2 separate regions of the Homo sapiens genome follow, and region 2 is linked to region 1. The links are chromatin contacts, found by Hi-C in ENCODE. All regions are on one chromosome and are shown on one strand. The core of a region is the stretch at or near the end of the contact, and the rest is flanking DNA. Distances in the headings are between cores, read along the strand shown.

Region 1 (4,233 bases), core at 922-3,421:
ATGGTTCTCAGTAAATGCTTATGAAAGGAAGGAAAGAGTTTGGCTTAGGCCCTTTTAAGTTTGAGACAGTAGTGGAATATATAATTAATGATATTCTTTCAGCATTTGGGAATAGAAGCACAGAGTTCCTTTGAAAGCTCAGAACTAGAGATTGATATTTGAATGCCACTGGCATAGAATCAGCTAATAGGCATTTCTTGTGTTACATAATGTTTTGAAGTCCCGAGTCAGATAGGAGTTGGGATCCAACCACTAGCCTTACCATTGTAAACTGTCACTGTAGGTGAGTATTTTAACCCTTTTGAGCTTCAGTTCTCTTGTTCTGTAAAATGGGGGTAATAATTATAACTCGCATGGGGTTGCTCTGAGGATAAGTTAGACAATGCATGTAAAGTGGTCATTTGAAAGCCTGGAATGTAGTAAGCACTTAGTAATAGTTCAGCATTATTATTAATATTGTGATTAATAATAATGATTAATTTTTAATCCATTCAGAGGTCATGACAGTGTTAGTTCCATTTTATAGACAGGTTGTGGTTAGAATCTGGATCTGCTAGGCTGGGCACAGTGGCTCACGCCTGTAATCCCAGCACTTTGGGAAGCCGAGGCTAGTGGATCACCTGAGGTTGGGAGTTTGAGACCAGCCTGACCAACATGGAGAAACCCCGTCTCTACTAAAAATACAAAATTAGCCGGGCATGGTGGCAGGTGCCTCTAATCCCAGCTGCTCTGGAGGCTGAATCAGGAGAATCACTTGAATCCGGGAGGTGGAGGCTGTGGTGAGCCGAGATTGCGCCATTATACTCAAGCCTGGGCAACAACAGTGAAATTCCATCTCAAAAAAAAAAAAAAAAAAAAAAAGAATCTGGATCTGCTTAATTGCTATCTTTCCCTGGATCATATTCATCTCACATAATGCACACAGCATCTCACTTCCCAGAAGGATCTTCACCTTTTCATCTGGAAACTGAGTGCTAACTGCCTACGGCAAAAATTCCTTTTCAATTGGTAAATAACATCTTCTTCTATAACTATCATTGGGAAACTCAGTAACTGCTTATTAAGTGCTTTGGGTAAATAGATGGAGGAGATATTGTATATAAGACACCTGTGTTGCCAAAACAAAGCACCTGCCTGTTTGTAGCTTACTAAACCACAGGCTCAAAGATTCTGTCCCTCAGGCTTTAGGAAATGAATTCATAAGTTTAGCAACCATTGGCATTAGCTCCAGGCAGCGTTTGATTTTTGGAGTAGAGCAGCATGAGCAGAGGCTGTGGCCCAGAGCAGAAGCTGGGGCAGAAGCCCAGGGACAGGCCAACAGGTGGGTGGGGGAAGCTAACTTCCTCCTGTGAGAGCTAATCGGCTGAGGGCATCCAGCAGGCCAATGCAAAATGAGTCTCCTGCCCTTAGAAAACAAATACCAGACAGGTCAGGAAAATTTAGCCCCAAACCAGTTCTGTCACCAACAAACTGGTTGACCTGGGAAAAGGCATTTAACCTCTTCAAGCTTCTGTTTATTCGTTGGCAAATGAGGGCATGGGATGAAATCGGTGGTACTCAATCACTGCTCTGGCACATCGGAGGTGGAACACGACTAGCCTACATGGTGCAGGATTTTTGTAGTAATTACTAGCCATCAAAAATGCCTGACAACTCATACATATACCTGAAAAACAGTGTTGGGGTTGGGGGTTGGTTTTCTTTTTATCATATTAGGTTTCTGTTATTTGATAGATTGGATTATTCAGTTCATTCATTCATTCATTCATTCATTCAAATGTTATTGCCTGAGCATGCTATGTGCTGGGCCTGTCCTGGGACCAGGTGCTGCCTTTGCTTTCAAATGGGGTTTACCTGGAACCAGTTAAAATTCCTAGGTCATAGGAGGTGACATGATACCTTTTCTCCTCCAAATAAGAATCGCTGAATCTGATATGACTGTGGGTAATCTGGTCATGGAAATCCCTGCTTCCCAATCCTTACCACTTCTACCGACCCCCATTCCTACTGGCTAGGAAATTCTCTAGGCAATTATCAAAGTTCCCCCAGCCCCCACCGGGTTCCTGCAGACGCCGAGGCGTCTACTAGGTTTGCCTTCTGATTCCTGTAGGTGGAGCCAGATCCCCCGGCTGAGAAGCCCTGGGCCTGCTCTCTGCGGCGGCCGCCGAGCGGTAGGTTTGCTCTCCAGCTCTCTTTTCCTCCTTCTCCCTCTCTCATGTGCGGTCTCCCTCAACATCCAAACCAACCGAGTGCGTCTGAGGTGAAATCGTGCCAGACTTAGAGACGGCTGCCAGGTTTCTCTCAAGTCTTGGCTTAACAAAAGAAAGCAAATTACAAAAATGGAAATTTTCAAACTAGCGTTCAGTGGTATTCAAATCGACGTTTGGGTAGCGCACAGGCACAGACCGCATTCGTGCTATTTTGTGATTAAAATGATACCAAAAATACCTCCTTGCTTTGGTTTTCGTCTTCGAAAACGACTTCTTTCCTTCTTCTAATTTCCCCCTTACTTTTGGGAGCGGCAAACCCCTGACCACTCTAGAATTGCTAACATTTGGACCGGCGTCTGTTGAAATCTTGCCTCTGCTGACTTTTTTTTTTTTTTAAGAGTTGAACTTTAAAAATGTGTGCACTTTGCAGCCTGGGGAAATACAGATAAAGAAGTTTCTAGGCACTTTCCCAGGAAGTTCTGTGTTTTGTGTGAGGAACTACAAGTTCTATGACAGTGCATAAATCGTCTTTACGTCTCATCTTGATACCGGGAGCAAACCTGAATGCGCGTCTTGCCAGCATGCATGCTACCTCGTTCTCCTTTGAGCATGAATTGTGTGCTCTGTCTCATGCTTTTAAAACATGGGTTTAAGGTGGCCATTGAGTTGGATCTTGAATGATTTTACTTAACATGAGGTTTTATAAAGAGCTTGATTGACCACGTCCTGCTCGATTATTTTTGCGGTTGCTAGACAAGGCCCTGTCCCACGTGGGTTTGTGAGAAAGGTGCTCTCATCATCACCCCACCCCCAAGACTGCACTATTTCTTTCCTTGGAAGCGTTGACTGTCTCCTTCTTACACAGCTGTGTTTGCAGTGCCTGGAGACAGGTGGGGGAGCAGTCTTGGAGGCCGAAGCTGCCAATTCCTTCTCTAAGGACTGTCTGAATAGCTATTAAATTTTAAAGCTCACACGCACGCACACACTTGTTTTGTTTGTTTTTGGTGGTGGTCACTCACTGTGCCTTCCCGTTTGTTGTACAAGGGCAGCTGCACCAGTTTGCCAGAGTGAGATTAAATGTCACAGACAGACATTCTATTGTGTGCATTCGCCAGCCCACCTAAGCATCACCTTGGGCCACTGCCATGTCTTTCTAGGTGCCTCAGAAAGCTGGGTCCTGTAGCATTGGCGGAGTTGTGGGACTGCTTATGAATTTCGGGAAAGAGGTTCTCCCATCTGGATAGGTAAACTTAAAGCTCCCACGAACACTGCAATACTCAGGCAGTAGTCACATCAAGAGGTTCTTGTTGGTTTGGGCCTACACGAATTAGGATTCTCTACCTGGCACAAGTGACTGTGGACAAATCAAGCTGCTAGTATTTTTCAGATTTCAGAATAGAGGGATGACATTTTAATCTGGAATCAGATACCCTGCTCTTTTTACCCTTTAGCCCCAAATACCCAGTGCTCTTCAGGACCCTCGTGCCTTTGCTTGTGCTGTTTCTTCCTCTGGGAATTTCTCCCCCATCCTCTTCTCTGCTTAGTAAACTCTTGTTGGTCTTTCAAGGCTTGTCTCAAATACAGCCTCTTTGAAATCTTTCATAGCCGTGCCCATGCACCGAATTTCCACCCCCTCCCTGTCATCTGTTAAATGTCGCTGTCTTGCTAGATCTATGTAACATACTACGTACTGCATAACTGTGTTACGCACATCTTGGTATGCCTCTTTCTCCCCTAATAGAATATACTCTTTGCCCAGGCAGGGAACACGTCTAATTTACCTCCTACTTCTCAGGCTAAAGATGCTCAGTAAAATCTTTTGAATGAATAAAGAAACATGCTTGGTTTTTTCATCAATTTCCAAGAGACAATGTGTTTACTTTCAGGCTCTCCTAGTTCAATTGCCAGACACCTATAACCATGTCCGTAGAGCTGAGAGTAAGATTTTAAAGTTTATATTAAAGTCTGATGTTCATAGCTCAGAGACATTCTTTTGGCTTACGGTAAAGGAAAGTTTGATGAG
Region 2 (4,363 bases), core at 1,520-4,019, 150 kb after region 1:
GGTTGCAGTGAGCCAAGATCGCACCACGGCACTCCAACCTGGGCGATGCAGGGAGACCCTGTCTCAAAAAAAAAAAAAAAAAAAAAAAAGAAGGCCAGAGTAGAAAGGGTCATGTGGCCCATCTAGGAAAACAGTGCTGCAGCGGCCCTCAGGCTTTCCGGTAGCCAAGAGTTGGCGGGGTGCGGTACGGAAAAAGAGATGGGATGTGGCTCCTTGCTCCCGTGGGCGGGAGGAGGCAGATTCCATGGTGACCTGCATGGGCTCATCACATGGAAGTGGCAACATCTCAGTGAGACAATAGAGATTAATAATGACCAAGGTCGGTTCCCGACCCCTGTACCAACATCTGGTTCTATGTCACACCACAAAACAGAACGCAGTCTCACATTACTTTTTGCCTTTCCCAAACCCAACCTCTCTCTGGGATTCCTTAGGGGAACTCTTTCTGTCTCTCCACTGCCCCCTCCTCTGCTAGAGTGAGGACATGTGACCGATTGTCACTTATTGAATGCTTCTACCCGGAAGTTTGACTTTTGAGTGAGTGAAGGGATGATGAGACCAGCCTGGCAGCGACCGGGACAGTGGTCTGCCGTGATGGCTATGCTTGTGACTGGCTATGGTTACATCCTGGTGAATTTTTCCTGCTGCCTTGCTTTGCTTGGTTCTTAATTCTGCAAACCTGTGAGCTACCTAATACCTTCCAATGAATCCCTCTTTTGTATTAATATACTTGAGTCAGAATCAGTTTCTGTTCCTTGCAGCTTATTGATGCAGAAATTTGTGCCGAGGCATATGCTCCGGGCTCTTCAAGTCAGAAGGCCTGTATGATAGAAATCTGGAGTTGATCCGATTGCCTCAGTGAGGAGTTAGGACATGATCATTCTTTTAGGATTCAGAGACAGGAATATGGAAGCTCATGTCCACAGCAGCAGAACATCTAAAGTATCACCTGTGGTCATTTGGAGGAAGTGCTCATGAAAATCAAGGAAGCTTTTAGGACAGCATGTAAGTATTGTCCTGGGTCAGCGTAAAAGACAGGAGTTAAGGACTGTGGAAGAATGGCTGCTTCGAATGGCCCTGGGTAGCTTATGAAAAGAGAATGACAAATTTAAATCCCCAGATTCTCAATTTAAGGCAAACATCCACACCCAAGAACTTTCTATGGCAGTGCTAAATGAATTTCCAACCTCTAAAAGCCACACTGCTGAGAGAGTAGAAAACAAATTCAAATTTGGACTGTGAGATTGGTAGAATTACATCAGTTGAATGCACAGCTTTGTCATGCCTCTTTGGAGAAAGTTAAGGTACTGATAGAGTAAGATGTGGAAGGCCAAGTGTGGTGGCACATGCTTGTAATCCCAGCACTTTAGGAGGCCGAGGCGGGCAGATCACCTGAGGTCGGGAGTTCGAGACCAGCCTGACCAAAATGGAGAAACCCTGTCTCTACTAAAAATACAAAATTACCCAGGCGTGGTGGCGCATGCCTGTAATCCCAGCCACTCCGGAGGCTGAGGCAGGAGAATTGCTTGAACCCGGGAGGCGGAGGTTGTGGTGAGCAGAGATGGCGCCATTACACTCCAGTCTGGGCAACAAGAGCGAAACTCCATCCCAAAAAAATAAATAAAAATAAATAAAAAATAAATAAAAAAGATGTGGAATGGGGGTATATGAGAAGACCTAGAGAAATCACCAATCTTTCTGTGCCAGCCAAAGCAACTCTCCTCCTTGGACTGTTGGCTCTCTTTATTTTTTGCTCAAAAGACACTGTAACTCTCTTACCCAAAAGAGTTACATGGAAAGAAGGAGTCTGTCCTTTCTCTGCACTGCAGCATCTCTCCCTTGTCTACAGGATCTGACCTAGAATACCTGTGGGGGAGGCGGGGAGTAAAAAGTCAAACCGGGAGCAGAAGGCATGTATAACAAATGATTTGCAAGACCTTGCTAATTTACACCTTCAAAACCGAGGAATATGTGTGGGAATGAATTCTGTACGTTCTTGACCAAGGGGAAACGAACATAATTTCAGACCAAGTTGAAGTCCCTGGTAATGATGCACTTAGTAGAGACTCCAGATTCTGTTGCTAGCTCAGAGCAGCTGGGAGTAGACACCGTTGTTTGTTCAGTTGGTTGACAGAAATCTGGACTCAGTGGTGGCCAATATTAAACAGAGTTGAGATGTCATAAATTCCTTGATACCGAGTAAAGGAAAGAATCCAAAGACTCTGAGAGATAGGAATGCTGGAGTGAATTTATCATGTGCAACTAACCCTATCACTCCCTGACTATGTCTCCGAGGAAAGCTTAGAGGACATACCCTTTGCCAAAGTATTGAGAAATACCTTGATGAGGGTAACACCAGAAACTGCTATCTGGAGGCTAGAGATACTGATGGGAGGTGGGATGACATGGGCTCCCTGAATTCAGTGGCGAGGAGGGTCCCAGGGCCACACCACAGCTCTTCAATGGCAAACGTGGAAGCTGAAGGGGGAATCCTCCCTGTTTCACCCTTGGGGACATGTGGCTTTAATTCAGCCACTGAGATCTTTCAGTCCAGAATTCTAAATCCTAAGCAAGTAAAGCAAAGATGACAGATGATGAGATTGTCTCAAAGGACCTTAGGGTAAAGACCCAAATACACTACTCTCCTTAATTTGACTTTTGATATCTTACAAAGCTGAACATGATCAACCCCTTACTTATTTGTCCACTTTCATCTTGCTCCACTCTCCCACTCATCCACCGGGATCCAACCACGTTGGCCTTGTTTCAGTTCCTTAAACTTGCCCAGATATCTCCCTTCTCATGGCTTTGATAGACACCATTTACTCTGCTTAGAATATTCTTCCAGCTCTGGCCTGGCTAACTCCGCTCATGCTTCGGGTTTCAGGAAAAATAGCTCTGTCTTTTGAGGCCTTTCCTATTACACTTTATTTATTTTCCTTTATAGCTCTTATCAGAATGTTAATTGCCTTTTAATTTGTATATATTTCCTCATATATATATATATGTATATATACACACACACACACATATATATGTGTCTGCTCATGACCCTCCAGGTTTTCTGCTGTGTTCTGGCTATGTTTGCTGTTGGTGACTTCTAAGAGAGGACCTGACAGAGATGGTGCTCAGAATGATTTGCTACATGGATGCTGTGTATATGATGCTTTGATTGATTGTTTTCCCTCACTGTATAATGAGAACACCTTTTTCCATCAATAAATATAAATCTATAAAGTCATTTTTAATGAAACCACAGTATTCTACATAGGGGTAATGATAATAACAATAACCGTCTTTATTTAAACATTACTTTCTGCCAGGCCCTTTTTTTAAGGGCTATACATGGATAACTTATTTAATCTTCCCAAACCTTATAGGGTAAAAATGTGTATATTCCTATTTTACACAGGTGGGAACTGAGGCATAAAAAAAATTAGGTAACCTTCCTCAGAGTCTCATAGCCAGTGTCATGTGCAGCCAAGATTTGCACCAAAGCATTTTTGTTTTGTTTTATTTTTAGTTGAGAAATAGCACCTAAGCATTTTGCCTTCAGATCTTGTGCTTTAATCTCAGTGTTACATGGCACATAAAATTCTATTTCATTTAACCAATCTCTTAAGGGTATATATTTAGGTGTTTTCTAACTTTGGGCCATGGTAAATACTGGAATTAACTCTCTTATCTCTGAGCAATTATCTGATCATATTGGAAAATATTTTGCCAAATTTCTTACCAGATTGAGCATTTTCCATCAGCAGAATGAGACTGCTCTTGCCCACACGCTTTATGCTTTTCAATATTTAGGGCTGACAGATTTAGCAAATAAAAATACAGGATGCCCAGTTCAATTTGCATTTCAGATAAGTAACAATCTTTTGGTGTGTGTCCCACGCAACATTTGAGACACATTTCTGCTTAGTACAAGTATGTTCCATGCGCTGTTTGGGACACACTTATACTGAAAAAAGTATTCTTTGTTTATTTGAAATTCAAATTTCAATTTAAACTCCAGTGTAACTGGGTGTCCTGTGTTTATCTGGTAACCCTAAGGAGAAAAGAGTACTTCATTTAAATTTGTCTGTCTATCTTTCCTTAACTGGCCTTTGCAAAATGATTTATGAAGCAGTGGCTAAATGCTGGCAACTGTGACTGTAAAAAGGAATACATAATTCCTGACATCAACTAGTGCACTGTCTAGTGAGGAAAATGGACACATCGTTAAGTCTAGTGCAAGGTGGCAAGGACAGTGATTGAGAGGTGTGCAGGGGTTTCAGGGAAGAGCATCTAACACCAGATACAGGAGGCAGAGAAGGATTCCTAAAAGGCTCCTAAAGAATAAATAGAATTTAGCAGCCGGAAA

The links. Hi-C counts contacts between places; a loop is a spot of excess contacts on that map. Pooled maps may share reads with other maps.
Region 2: a map of esophagus muscularis mucosa shows a loop between it and region 1 (2.3-fold over the local background). The contact joins two enhancer-like sites. A Hi-C loop is called at or near these places in 4 of 168 maps with a recorded cell type or tissue (PC-9, Right ventricle myocardium inferior, esophagus muscularis mucosa and 1 more) and 4 of 50 pooled maps.

What each region holds. Positions count from the first base shown.
Region 1 is chr1:61,639,794-61,644,026 of GRCh38, reverse strand. All of the region lies in intron 2 of LOC107984964 (a long non-coding RNA gene), which reads right to left. Among named protein-coding and RNA genes, the nearest start is that of TM2D1, 83 kb to the left of the region's middle. RefSeq lists enhancers at 2,014-2,063, 2,274-2,323. Within about 2 kb of position 2,171, at least 22 of the 41 ENCODE cell types and tissues checked have a DNase peak (open chromatin) inside an H3K27ac peak, as active enhancers do.
Region 2 is chr1:61,489,535-61,493,897 of GRCh38, reverse strand. No RefSeq gene overlaps it. Among named protein-coding and RNA genes, the nearest start is that of TM2D1, 230 kb to the left of the region's middle. Within about 2 kb of position 2,769, at least 3 of the 41 ENCODE cell types and tissues checked have a DNase peak (open chromatin) inside an H3K27ac peak, as active enhancers do.